2 separate regions of the Homo sapiens genome follow, and region 1 is linked to region 2. Evidence: read pairs that join two places in POLR2A ChIA-PET (ENCODE). Cell type or tissue: Panc1. All regions are shown on one strand. Each heading gives the region's core, and the rest is flanking DNA. Links, peaks and the distances in the headings are about the cores only. Region 1 has its middle 93 kb from the start of HDAC9. Region 2 overlaps HDAC9 (histone deacetylase 9).

The links. ChIA-PET counts read pairs that join two places held together with the same protein. Peaks named below come from ENCODE experiments on the same cell type or tissue, not always from the same donor. Only the 100,000 strongest peaks of a DNase experiment are listed, where the experiment ranks them.
Region 1: POLR2A ChIA-PET joins it to region 2 with 6 read pairs; 2 of 35 experiments call an interaction of 5 or more read pairs at or near these places.

Annotation. Positions count from the first base shown.
Region 1 is chr7:18,400,575-18,404,981 of GRCh38, forward strand. It overlaps a transcript of HDAC9 not described here. Among named protein-coding and RNA genes, the nearest start is that of HDAC9, 93 kb to the right of the region's middle. In Panc1, for the core only: no CTCF peak of the experiment used is centred there; a DNase peak (open chromatin) is centred at 2,388; H3K27ac peaks cover 352 bases.
Region 2 is chr7:18,770,627-18,775,033 of GRCh38, forward strand. All of the region lies in intron 16 of HDAC9 (histone deacetylase 9), which reads left to right. Among named protein-coding and RNA genes, the nearest start is that of HDAC9-AS1, 130 kb to the right of the region's middle. In Panc1, for the core only: no CTCF peak of the experiment used is centred there; no DNase peak of the experiment used is centred there.

The sequences.
Region 1 (4,407 bases), core at 69-4,068, 370 kb before region 2:
AAGACTGGATGAGGAAGGTGGACAGTTTCTGGAATGGGAGCAGATGCTGAAAAGTGGCACTTAGAAAAGTTGAGAACCCTGCATCAATTTATACATGCAATTATGTGAGTCAAATAGAGGAGGATGAAGATGAATTAGGACTCTACTGGATAGGAGAGGCAGAGGAACAAGAAAGTAGATGTACGATGAAAGCCATGAATCCTGAGGCCCAGAAAAGGAGGAACAGACTACAGTGACATTCCCCTTCAAAAACTGGAGATTGAATCCTGCAAACCACGTCTGCATTTTGTGAAACTTACTTTCCTCTTAGGTTTTCTTTAATGGATTGAGGCCTGAGTGTTTAGATTGAGCTATCAGAAGCTAAATAAACAGTAGTGTAATTTGCATAAGCTAGTCTCAGATGCCTTAGTTGTGGTATAAAAACGCTTGGGAAACTCATCTAAATTTAATCTTTTGTAGGCTGTTTATGGGCTTTCTGGAGAAAATAAGTCTTCCTACTTTTTGTTCAGCTTTCATTACTTTTAATCATTTTGGTCATGGCATGTCAAAGGTTTTCTCTTTGAAAAGTGCTTTTAGTTGGTATTTTTAATGAAGTGTTATCCACTTAAAGTGTGATATAATTGTGATATTACAGCTAGCAGGGAACAAAACAGCTTGATAGTCACTTCCAGGGCTCCTTGAGAAAAACTTATACTCAAGGAAAGGTCAGCTCCTCTCTACTCTGTATACATCTTTTGGGCTCACTTTTGCACAGCTGCTTTGCATGATTCTATGGCTGTTTGCCTCATTTGAAGATGCAGTTGGGAAGAGGAGCAAAGAGTGGCTATGCTGGTGGTTGGGGTGGCCATATTCTGCAAAACACCGCATTCTTCTGGGAGCTTTGCACTTTGCATGATAAGACTTAATCTGTCCCTTTCAATCATAAAGTGGCAGAGCTAGGGTATACTGTGGTGATCATCATGGTGGTGATCATGGTATTCATGATGGAGAATAACCTCAATGCCTCAGCAGAACTGGATAGGTAATTTTCTCTTGTTATAATTGTGCTCAACAACCTGCATTGGTTTTTGCCTCAGTTACATCATGTATAGAGTAAACTTAAATGCATGAGCTTTCAAAAAAACCCATGCTCTAGTCCTAGCCTCGTTTTTATTTTTCTTCCATATTCTGCTACGTACAGCTCTCTTGGCCAGAGTTACTACTCATAGTTCACAATCTGGTGTTACCTGCCTCTGGTATTTTTTTATACAGGCAGTTTCTCTGGCCCTCTTTCCATTTTCTTCTATCAAAATTATACTCATTCTGAGAAACACAATTCGAATATAACTTTTGTTGATATTCTCAATCTGTTGTTCCCTTTTTCAGCTCCCACTGGCCTTTATTTGCACACTGCTTTGTGGCACTTCTCATATCCACTTCCTGATTTATGACTGTTTTTATACTTGTTTCATTCTTTTCTCAATAATCTATTTTGTAAATGCCTTCAGTACCTTTTTGAGAAAGGAAACAACTAATATTTGTTAGGCACTGATCTTGAGTTAAACACCATGGTTGACTTGGAGGGGGTGGATACAATGAAAAATAAGACTTATATCCCTGTTCTTCAGTTCTCAAGGATCTTGTAGTCTAACCAGAAGTAGGACGGGTTAACAGATATATCAATATAATATAATAGGCATAAAAATACAGTAAGCTCAAATTGTTCTGGAAAACAGAGTAAGCTGTCTATCCTGGGATGGAGAGCTCAACAAAGGCCTCCTAAAGGAATGAAATGAAGTAAATCTTAAAGACTGAGTAGGAATCTTTAAGCCAGAAAAGGAGGAGGTTCTGATCTGAGGAAAGAGCCTGTGCAAAGGCATGAGACAGTGTGGGGGATAGAGAAGCCATTAACTTCTCACTATCAATGTAGTATAAAGTAAAAGACTGAGTGAGGTGGGTGGTGAGCTGGGAGTGTAAAACAGGGACCAGTTCATGGAGGGTTTTGATTGCCAAGCTAAGGAGCTGGACTTTTATCATGAATGTATCGGAGTGCCCTCAGAAGGTTTCAGGCAAGTGAGAGGCATGATAAGATTTCTGGGTTGGAGAACTCACTCTGGTAGCAGTGTGAATAATGAACATAGAGGTGAGAGACTGGTTCATATGTGGTATTGCTGATGGTTGGGATGAATTTTGTATGTAAAACAGTTGAATGAAAGGTTGCTTTCAGGCACTTCTTTACTGGCTAGGCACCTCTTTTAAGAACAGACTCAATAAAAAGCCATATACATTATATTACCCTTCAGAGAAAATTTTGGGTGGCATAGCAAATCTAAAAAAAATCCACAGGAAATCTGATGTTCTAAACAGAGCGATTATATAAAACGCTGGCTGTGGCTTAAGCAAACGCAATCACAGAATTGCCTAGCTGTGAGTCAGAGTCGGCTTGATCCTGAAAAGTCCCTTGCTTGATAGTAAATTAGTGGCTTAGGGAAATATGTTTACATTTCATTTCATATTGTACATCTGATTGCATGTTTTGAGAATTGGATATAAAATATCTTTATTTACAGATTTGGAGCTGGGAATTATATTGACTGTGTGTACATACAGACTTAAATTTCCCAGTTAAGTGTATAAATACAGTGAGGTATATACTTACATAGCAAGATAATGCTAATTTGCCATTTTATCTCAAATAGAAACATATCCAAGATATAATAATGGAATTCAGTGACTCTTACGGTAAAGTCATCATTACTATAGAATGGCATACTAGGTCTTATGATTTGATCAATACTAATTTATTGGGGGAAGGCAGAACAGGTTTAACTATTTTTAACTATTTCTTTCCATGTACTTCCATATTTCTTTCTATCATAAAATCGAAACACGCTGTTGCACTTGTTATTTTCCTGGGTCTTTTTTCTATATTCAAAAATACACCTGCTGTGTATTTGGTTGTAGCATCAGAGTCTAGCACAGTGCCTAGTCCTAGTAATTTCTCCATGTATATTTGTGAGAATGAAATGGCAAAATGAATAATGAGTAAATGAAAATAAATAAATGCATAAACAAATACGTAAATGAACCCTAGGTAGGCTTGGCTCACTCATAAACATTTATTGAGTAGCTACTATGTCCAAGGTTCTGATCTGGTACACCATGGTGAGCAAGGCAAAAACAGTTCTTGCCTTTTGAGTTCTTGCTTTATAGATCAAGACATATGTTAATCAAATAGTTATAGAAGAAAATATGTAATTAAGACATATTGTAAACATTGGGAAAGAAAAGTAGAACTTGCTATGAGTCTATTTAATGGAGAGACTTAATCTACCCTGGGTAGGGCAGGGTAAATAAGCTTCTGTGAAGCAGTAGTCTGCAAGCTCAGACCTGAATGAGTTAGCATTAGTTCCATGAAGAGGGGCGAGACCTTGTAGGCAGCAGAAGAGTCTTTTAGAGCTCTCGAGGAGGCTAGGAATGCGGCATGTTGGAGAAACTGACAGGCCAATGCAGAAAAGAAAAGGGGAGTTGACCTTAATCAGAAATCAATAAGGATGAGGCAATACGTATCTTCAAATTTCTTCTTTGACCACATGTACTTGTCATATAAAAATACAAATATAATGTCGTGTAATGCAATGATGTTATATTCATATTTAATATCTAGTTAGTCCACCAAAAGGTATCTATTGATTGACAAGTTGAAAGCCAGCAAAAATGTAAGAGGCATCCTGTCTTTAAGAGGTATATAACATACATAGGCAGGACAAATGTAATGTTTTTTTTAAAGGGAAAAATAATAAATCATGTAAACGATTTATCCTGAATGAAAGAGCAATGTCACATTAGAAGAAGGAGAATGAGAATAGGTTGTATATTGGAGAATTATGCTAGGATTACGCTAGACTGTAAGTTCTACAGGGTAAGGGCTGTGTCTAACTTGTTTCCAGTGCTTAGTGCCTAGGCAGGTATATAATATAATTACTAATGTTGAATTGATTTTACTTCACTTTGTATTCTTGAAATTAGGGTTTCTTATACTATTAATAGTTAAGCTTAGAAACACAAAATACAGTAAATCTTCACTTAATCATTGATAGGTCTTGGAAACTGCAACTTTAAGAGAAACGTTGTATAACAAAATCAGTTTTACCATAGGCTAATTGATATAAACAATAGTTAAGTTTCTACAGTATATTTATGGTCACAAAAATCACCAAACTTCTAAATACTTCTAATATTAACTATTGAAATAAATGTAAGCTATATGTAGAAATGTATAAAAAGAAAGATTAATAAAAAGAAGTACGATTATTGTTTATCTGATTATTCTACTTCAGGGTTGTGGGTGTCCAGAGCTCACCCCAGCAGCTCAGGGAACCAGCCCTGGGCAGGACGCCATCCCATTGCAGGGTGCACTCACACACA
Region 2 (4,407 bases), core at 133-4,132:
TGAGTTGTCATTTATAACTTGGAACTGAATCGACCCATAATTCCCCTGATACACTTAGAGAAATTGATAACAGACTCTGCGCTTCTTTTATGGCTCAGAGGAGGCAACTCCAATCACATCACTATTGGCAGGCAATATTATTTTTTGACATGGTTGTAAAAGTATAAAGGGGCTTATGGCATTTGTTTAGATGAGGAATGGGCTCTCAAGCTGTGCTGGGGTTTACAGGACCAGATCAGTGAGAAGCAAAGGGAATATGATGTTTGCAAACAGGATATGATTTTATATAAGTTTGGGTTTCATGCTCTGTTCCCTGGGGAAAGCCCTGCAGACAGCAGAGAATTCCACTTTTATCCTACAGCAGACAAGCTCCCAGGGCCAAAAGGCAGAAAAATAAACGTGGTCAATGGGTAGTGTCAGACCCTTGATTGGAAGAGGAGGAGCTGTGGACGAGGGAGAACAATCCCCTAAGAGGACTGAGGATTTGCAGGGCACGGGCAGAACTGGGACCTGACTAAGTGGTTGAAGATATGCAAAAAGAGGCTCTAAAAGGTTTAATGAAGGCACCTTCTCCAGCAGTGACTCAGTCAATCTGTGAACACAAAGCTAGCTTTTTATTACGACTTTTACTCTGTTCATATTCTGTTTGGTTACACCTAGATCTGACACACTTAGGAATGTCATTTTTGTGATTGGGGAAGGGGAGATGGGGAGAAGGATTAGGTGATTATGAGAGGGTAGTAATTTAAGGCCCATTTCAATTGCTCTGAGGTTTTCTGCAAACGTTTCAGTTGTATATCAACTATACTCACTACGCGAGAGGCAGATTTGGATGAAATGTCTTAAATTTTCTTTTATCTTGTCAGAATTAAAATGTAAGCTCTCCCCTCTTATTTATAAATTTACAGATATGTGTGTGTGTGTGTGTGTGTGTGTGTTTATATATACAAGAAACATTGTATATACACATACATAATCAGGAGAAAAATCTATTTTACACCACATGTGTATCTTCATATTATTTTTCTAATTATTACACCACATTGGTCCTTCACATTTATTCTCCCCAGTACCAGTAAATAGTATTCTAGTGGCAAGCCCTACAAAGAGCTGCTCTGGTGTTTCCCTCCATTATAATACTAGGGAATGGATTTTGTTTTATGACCACATCTATGGACATATAGTTAAACTCAATGCGACAAAAGCTTGGTTAATAATGCATTTTACTGCTGTGATTTAGGATGGTCATCTTTGAAACAAAACCAATATTTTCAAAGCCATAATGTGTGCCATCAGATAAGGCATGAAGGGCAGGAAGAATAAGATAAGGCTTGTTGTTGATGACTAGACAAGGTGCAGCATGCAAAAACGAATGAGCAATGAGACAAGACCACTGCTCTCAATCTCAATTGCTCACAGCCTAGCCATTGGGCTGGTTCAGAAAAATGCTAAGCTATGAGAGCACAGAGAAGGAAGCTTTTAAAACAGCAAAGAAAGAATAGGGTGTGGAGGTTACTCAAGCAGTTATAAGCTAAATTTTCAAGAAGAATTAGCAATAAATGTGTGAGTTGTGTGTTGGGGGTGGTATGAGGACAGGTCATGGGAGGCAGCCAGGCATTGACTGTTCAGGCAATAGAACACACCGTATTTCTGACAATTGCACCAAGCTGTTGCCAATTAGTAGAGAATTTTTTTCTTCCAAAAAAGGAGGGAAAAACCCCACCTTCTGTTTATGCCAAAACTTTGCATGTTCCTGAGGTTTTGATATTGACTCAGGAACCTCTTTCTTCATATGTTATTTCAACCCAATTATCCTGAGCAAGCACAATGCCTTTTGTTACATCAGCAGAAAGAGGAGGGGGTAGCATCTGCTTCTCACATGCAGTAATCAGGGTAATGTTAATTTCCCTCCTATTAATGTTCAACTCAAACCTGGCTTGCAATCAGTACTTCATTTCCTCCACTGTTGCTATCAAAGAGGTATCACAAACTTTTTCCCTCCAGCACAATAAAAGGATCCACCCTGATTTAGAATCTCTCTTTTTTATATCTCCTCTTCCTAACTGTATCTGGATTTTCATCAGCTTCAGACTTGATGCAATTGATACTAGCAAGAACACCCCATGGCACCTGGCAAAATTAAAACTGATAAGCCACCTTAATGAAACTGAGAATTTAGTTTCATGCTGCAAATTCTGTAAAAAGATTATGTTGCCTCAGACTTCGAAAAAATGCATGAAATATTATTAAAGTCAGGGAATTCCTTCTAAATTGCAAAGGAAGTTTCCAGTATTGCATAGATTATGCTAATTGTGTATACTCAATAATAGTTGTTGGGATGTAGACAACACTCCCTACAGAGATACACATGTATACATTACTCTGTGTATGGGACAAAATGTGAAAATACATAGAATCATTAAGCATCTAATGTCCATTGCAGGAAAGAAGAAAATGAGAGAAGAAAACCTTAATTTCCTCCTTAATTCACTTACTTGCAGCATCTCATCTGTGATTAAATTCTTTCTATTGCTTTGACATTATGGCTAAGTACAACGAGATGCATTTTGAAATAAGAATACTTCATTTTCTTATTTAAAGTAAACATGAATATCACAAAGCTGTTAAAATTCTTCTGTTGCCAAAATGAGATGGCTAAAAAAATGCCATCATCAAAGCTTTATTTGTGTTTTTTACATTACTGGGGCCATAAGACCTATTTTTTTAAAAAACTGTATACACACACACACACACACACACACACACACACACACACACACACACAAAAGCACCTATTTCCACCAAAGTAATGTCAATAACAGGGAGGAAGAAAACGATTATGAACATTGAGACAAGAAGAAATTCAGCCTTAGGCTCTGCAGTTGCTGAAGGTAAATGGATTTGATGAAATTTAAATTTCTATCTAACTTAGAAGATCTGTGGCTCGATTAAATAAAAGCTGAGAAAGTAAAACATACTTGAATAGATTTGAAAATATGATCATCTACTGATTGCTACTTCTGACTGCCAAGGAGACGTTAGGCTTAAATCAAATGAAAATTTAGAGTAGACAAAGGAAATGGTACTACCTAAAAAAAAATAATTCTTGTAGCAGCCTGAAATACAGCTATATTCAGGCACACCTAAGCTTTTCATTTTAAGGTGAAGTAACAGCATTTGTATTTTTCATCTGTCATATTTCCACTCCGAATAGTTAGTTCCAGATCCAGATATTCACCCCCGTAACAAACTAATATTCAATATGTAAAACTGATGTGTCATTATTGGATTTGTCTTTGTGAAGTATTTTAACCACAAACTTAGTAAAGCATAACTTCTAAACTTTCATTAATGGAGAACAACAGTTTTTTTTTCAAAATTCAAAACCAAAATAAATTAGCTCACTGAATGCTTGAGCCATAAGCAGGCAGTTCACAGCAGAATCCCTAGGATTTAATCATTCCCCAACTCAAGAAAAACCCATAGCTTCTGAGTTTTAGACTAGCAGTATCATTATTGCTATAGAGTGTCTTAACTTTAAATAAAAAATAATAAGTAAAATAAAGGAATTAAATGACTAAGCAATGATTCTCTTAGCAATAGAGCATGCATTGAGTCATTATTTCTATGAAGACTGATAAGACTATTAAAGGACTAATATATTCGATATTTTTATGCTCCTGAAATCATTTGGTGAATTTATTCTGTTATATTCTAAATATTATGATTTATATAATCTCTAATTGATATTTACTATGGATACACACAGACATACCTTGGAAATATTGCAGATTCAGTTCCAGAGCAACACAGTAAAGCAAATAGCACAATAAAGTGAGTCACACAAATGTTTTGTTTCTCAGTGTATACTAAACTTATGTTTATACTGTCCTGTAGTCTATTAAGTTTACAGTAGCATTATATCTTTAAAAATGTACATAATTTTAAAACTATGTTTAAAAATCCTAATGATCATCTGAGCCTTCAGTGAGTGGTAATCTTTTTGCTGGTGCAGGGTTTTGCTTCAATATTGAGGGCCTTATTCTGGATAAAGCGTTGGCTCAAGGGAATGTGGTTGGGTTGATCTTCTGTCTAGACCACTCAAACTTTCTCCATATCAGCAGTAAGGCTATTTCACTTTCTTAGCATTTGTGTGTTCACTGCAGTAGCAGTTTCAGTTTCCTTTAAAAACTTTTCCTTTGCATTCACAACTTGGCTAACTGTTGGGCACAACAGGTCTAGTTTTCGGCCTGTCTCAGCTTTCAACATGCCTTCTTCGCTAAGCTTAATCATTTCTAGCTTTTGATTGAGAGTGTTGAGAGTGAGAGACGTGCAACTCTTCCTTTTACTTGAAGACTTAGAGGCTATCGTAGGGTTATTAACTTGTCTAATTTCAATATTCCTGAA